2 separate regions of the Homo sapiens genome follow, and region 2 is linked to region 1. Evidence: chromatin loops called from intact Hi-C (ENCODE). Cell type or tissue: endothelial cell of umbilical vein. All regions are shown on one strand.

The links. Hi-C counts contacts between places; a loop is a spot of excess contacts. Peaks named below come from ENCODE experiments on the same cell type or tissue, not always from the same donor. Only the 100,000 strongest peaks of a DNase experiment are listed, where the experiment ranks them.
Region 2: a loop joins it to region 1, with 9 times the contacts of the local background. A loop is called at or near these places in 1 of 110 quality-filtered maps.

Annotation. Positions count from the first base shown.
Region 1 is chr2:43,167,576-43,170,075 of GRCh38, forward strand. No RefSeq gene overlaps it. Among named protein-coding and RNA genes, the nearest start is that of ZFP36L2, 58 kb to the right of the region's middle. RefSeq lists enhancers at 116-762, 2,055-2,500, 2,375-2,500 and a silencer at 1,892-1,951. In endothelial cell of umbilical vein, no CTCF peak of the experiment used is centred here; a DNase peak (open chromatin) is centred at 1,336; H3K4me3 peaks cover 493 bases; H3K27ac peaks cover 2,386 bases.
Region 2 is chr2:43,268,112-43,270,611 of GRCh38, forward strand. The region is part of intron 36 of THADA (THADA armadillo repeat containing); the gene reads right to left. Among named protein-coding and RNA genes, the nearest start is that of LINC01126, 42 kb to the left of the region's middle. In endothelial cell of umbilical vein, a CTCF peak has its summit at 1,117; a DNase peak (open chromatin) is centred at 1,240; H3K27ac peaks cover 2,237 bases.

The sequences.
Region 1 (2,500 bases):
CCTAAGTGCTGGGATTACAGGCATGAGCCACCACGCTCGGCCCCTATTATATTTTTAAAAATTATACTTTTAAATAAAAAAAAGAAAAGGCTTTCCACATCCAGAATTGTGTACTAAGCCTCGCTCCCTCTGAGAAACAGCATATACAGATGCCCACAGCTATGGGCCTTCTTCCTTCTTCTGCTCCAGGGGCAAGTAAAAGGAGGTGCAGTGAGGCAAAGGGGTGGAGGCTCAGGAGAGTGATAGGGGAAGAAATGAGCAGAGTTTCAGGAGATGAAACAGAGCAAAAGTTTGAGGTCTGAGACCAGTGAGATTCAGAGGCAGGGGCTGCTGGGGGCAGGGACTGTGGGGGCAGGGGCGGTAGGGAATGGAGGAAAGAGCATGGATCTGGGGCTCTGCTGCTCACCAGTTAGGTGACCTGGGCAATCCCCAGGCCTCTCTAAGCCTCAGTTTCCTGAGCTAGTGGAAGCCCCTAGGTCACAGGGCTATTGTAGGGATGGGTGTGCTCCTGAGGAAAACTAGCATGAGCTTGGCACCAGGCAGGTGAGGCCATGTGCTGCTCTCTGGGCCCCCAGCTTCTGTCCCCCAGACCCTGGTGTCAGACAGGACCTGGTGAGAAATCCTTGCGGCCCTAGCCTGCCTAAGCTGTGGAGGGGCTTGTCCAGGACCTGCCAGGCAGAGGCTGCAGAAGGGTTCACTTGGCCTTTTCAGTCCCTCTCAGTCCCTTACTGTCTGCCTCTCAAGAACATCCTGGCACTTGCTGCTCCACAGCCCTGCTGGGGTCCTGGGTGGGACTTTCTGGGGGCAGAGGAAGAAATTCCAGGGCCTGCCCTTGACGAGCTCATAGTCTAACTGGGAAGAGAGTAGTGGCTCACTATCCAGAAAACATGGAAAAGAGACTGTGGTTTGGAGAAAGCAGGAAGCGTTCAGAAGCGGGAGGCAGAACAGGGGAAGGCGCTGGAGCCTGAAGGATGGAGCGGACCAAGTGCAGAGGGGATGGAGGGCACTGCAGGCAGGAGGCACAGCGAGAAGAATGGCCTGGAGGGTTGGATGGGGAACACGGGGTCCTAGAGACGGAAGCAGGGTCCAGGCTGTGAGTGGTGGGGCCGCCTCAGCTGGGGAGTTATGGTAAGGATAAACAGAAGGGCTCTGGGGCCGCCCAGAGTGCATACCCCCCAGGGTGCAGACGGGGGAACAGCAATTGTCTCTGAGGGGGATCCTCACCTCCCTATCTCATCGGCCTAGGAGACAGGACCTCACTTGACTGGCCCACAGCCAGGCCCTGGCTGTGTTGACAAATGGGTCCTTCCCCCTGGCCTGGTGAGCTGAGATGTGGCATTGTTAAGCTGCAAGTGAGTCACAGAACTTTTCCTTCCCTTTCTTCCTCTCTGCCCTGCTTGTCCCACACCCTGCTCATTTTTTTTTTCTCTCTCTCTCTCTCTCTCTCACACACACACACACACACACACACTTGCCTTTCAGAACCTGTGAACTATAAATAAGTGCTTTATCACCATAAATGACTTGATCCAGGCTAGGGTCGTGAGGGGCTTGGCTCAGGTTCCTGGGCATGTGGATACCTGCAGAGTGGGTTCCTGAGCACGTGAGGGCACAAGCGTGCAGTCTCGGACAAGGTGGAGTCTCAATGTGTGAGCTTGCTGAGGCCAGGGCAGTGTCTGGGAAGGGAGTGGAGGCATCTTTGTGTCTGTGGGGTTGTGGTGGGAGGGAGGTTTCGGGGGCTGTGAGGCGAGCACAGGCGTGTGTGCTGTCTATGCCCCCAAGGGGACAGGGCGTGGGTGGAGAACGTATTTGTGCCCGAGGTGTGTCCGCAGGGATATCCGTGTGGTGAGTGTGGGAGGAGGGGCGCTGGGCATGGAGGAAGTGTTTCTGTCTGTCTGTGTGTGTGTTGTGGGGGTGGCGGGGATTGGCGGGGGTGGGTTGTGCCTGGCCAGCCAACCTTTACATCTGGTTCTGCAGGATGTGAAAAGGTTTGTGACTGAGGCCAGTGGCACACCCTCCAGTCGGATCAGAGGGTTGGAGATAAACCCAAGTGAGCAAGCATTGGTGGCTGTGGCCGTGTGGTGTCCCATTCCTGGGGGGCTCCAGGAGATAGGGAAGCTCATCTGACTTCCTGAGGGCCTGGCAGCCCCTCCTGCCCTCCTCAAGGTGGTCCATCTGCCACGCCAAGCCCAGCCAGAGAGAAGGGGCACCCGGAGCACAGTGCCTGTGACTCTGCAGGCAGGGCACCGGCGGGCACCCAGGGAGGACCTGCTCTGTTCCCACTCACGAGCCCCTCCCACCTGACGCCGCCCCAGCTAGACTGAGAACCCCAGGAGGCAGGGCTTGACTTTTCTTTCTTCTCCCAGCCTCAGTCTCCCCAGATGTCAAAGGAGGACAATGATCTCTACAGAGAGGGGCTAACTGCACCGGGGTGAGCTTGGCGTCGTGGCTGGCAGGGAACGGAGGCTCCCTTCCTTCACCTCCCAGCCTCCAAAGAAAA
Region 2 (2,500 bases), 100 kb after region 1:
CTCCTGTAGATCAGCCTCACAAGAAATTCACTTCTGACAAACCCAATTACTGAAATACAGCAACGATTTCCTGGCCATTTTGACATTCAGGGAGGGATTTCTTACTTTTAGCTCATCATGATGCATCAGTGAACAGGTCAGAGCACATCTCTTGAATCCCATTCTCCTCCTAACGCTCATACAGACATTCACATCCAAACTGGGGCTGTGTACTCTTTACAAACAGACACTCTGAAAGGTGCACAGATTCCCAACATGCCATTCTATCTCAATGTACACACCCTGCCCCACGTGTGCAGAGAAAAACCCTCCCTGTACTGGCCCGCCACCACCAGAGCCACTCTCCATTCTGCTCTTCTGCCCATGAGAGGTCTTGCCATGGGGACTGCTGTAGTCAAAATAGAGCAGCAAAAACAAGGAAGCCCAGGCTTTCACAATCCACCAAGCATCTTCTGGGAGATTTGAGAACAGAATTGGAGTTTGGTGGGTAGGATGAGGGCTTCCCAGGTCTCTGATGTCACCCTTTACGCCTCCTTGGATAACAGCAGGATGGTGAGGGAGGGGTCGCCACCGTGGCCAGTGAAGAGGCCTCTCCTGGGCCCCACCCCTGCCCTGCAGAACTTCTCGGGCAGCACTGTCATGACAGCCTGGGTCTGACCTTCATCTGGCTGTTGGGATGGAAGAAGTCTGTGGCTGAGTGAACTCAGGAGGGCAAAGGGCAGGTGCCAGTGCTGGCTGGGGTGCTCAGGAGGGATGCTCCCAATAGAGTCAGGCCTGAAGCTGGGGCTGGAGGAGTCATCCTCACTGAACCAGGGACGAACGAGAAAGGTGGGGGGGCCCATCTTGCCACCCCTGACAGAGTAGTGACCCTAACACCTGAAACTGGCTTAGGTTCAAAAAGGAAGCCTGCTCACCACAGTGAAGAGAAATCCTGCATTGTGATATGGCCTTGCTGAGGAAAGCGAAAGTTCCTGAGGAAAAGGAAAGCACAGAAGAGGAGAGCCGAGGCCACGAGCTGGAGAAGGAAGATCACCAGGCACCAGGCTTGCCCTGACTAACAGGGAAGACAACACCCTGCAGCCGCGTCAGCACCAGATGGCCTAAGCCTCAGACTGAGGGCTTATCATCACCCACAGGGGTCAGTCGCCTTGGCCAGAGAGCTCGGCTTTCAGAAGCAGCAAGAGTCAGGGCAAAATGATGCAAAAATGACCCTCATTTCCTCGAAAGGAGCCTGTTGTTGTCTCTCTGGGGATTAGTCACTGGGAGGCCATGGTAACAATCCCATCACCCCAGCAACCAGGCCCAGCCAGGGTACTCACTGGCACTCATAACTGGCCAGCAGATCGAAGACGGGAGCATTAGTTTGCACCTGCTTTTGCACATCATGGGAGCCGCTGCCAGTGACGCACTCGCTGAGATGCAGGTGAACGTCAGGGGGCCCAGGCTCTCTGGAACAGCAACTGATGGCACACGCAACTTGGAATGCGGCAACCGGAGCTCCACCGTGCCCACCCACTGCAGCTGGCAGGAATGGGGGCCTACCTTGATCAAATCTCTTTATTTTGAAGGAATAAATAAGAAAACAGATAACTGGCTCCCACATAACTATCTTCCTTCAAAAGCATTTCCCCTCACCCTCCACTGGTTCACAGTGGGTTAGGACCACAATTCCTAGCCTCTTCTGTTTCCTCCCCTGCAGCCCCACTGACAATACTGAAGAACACACAGCCAGCTACGGAGAGAGGCCCAGAGAGACCAAGGCAGTGGAATCCCGGGCTGACTCAGGGTGTGGTTTGATTGCTGACTGCTGAGAGATGGCTGGTTTCACAGAACACTTAGTTCTTCCCACCCCAGTGTTGCTGGAGTTCCTCCAAGCCCTCTTCTCAAGGCAGTGTTCCATCTTCTCTGCCCTTACCCCACACCACCCCATCTCACCCCTGCCAGCTCCTCTCTACCCGAGTCTGGATTATTCTCAGGGGGCATCCCTACATTTCTGTCATTTCCTCTGTATAAATCAAGGCTTGGGGGACAGTAGAGAGGTACTGTCCTGGGCCTCAGGAGTGGGTGTTGTAGACCTCGTTTTTCTACTCATTATGTGACACTGGGGAAATCATTTACCTTTCTTGGGCTTCAGTTTCCACATCTGTAAGTCAGAGGCTCTAAAACCCTCGAGTCCTGGGATTCCCTCCCTTTAGGAGGGGCACTGGAGAACAGGAACAGCAGCAGCCTTGACAGAGGACCACCTGCCGCCTCTTGCTGCATCTGCCCTCTATTCCCTTTCCCCAGGGCACACTCTGGTATCTCAGCTCTGGTCCCCAACCCATTTTCTTACACTCTGACTCCAGTGTCTTCTTTCAAACACAACAGTGAGTTTAGAAGACCTTCAATGCACCCCTTTCTCTTAACTCCTGGGTTCTAAACTAGATGCCAGGTTTGGACTCCTTTCCCTGTCTCAGAGAGGATCTGAGAGTGCAAGGCCTCTGTCACCACAGGGGCCGGA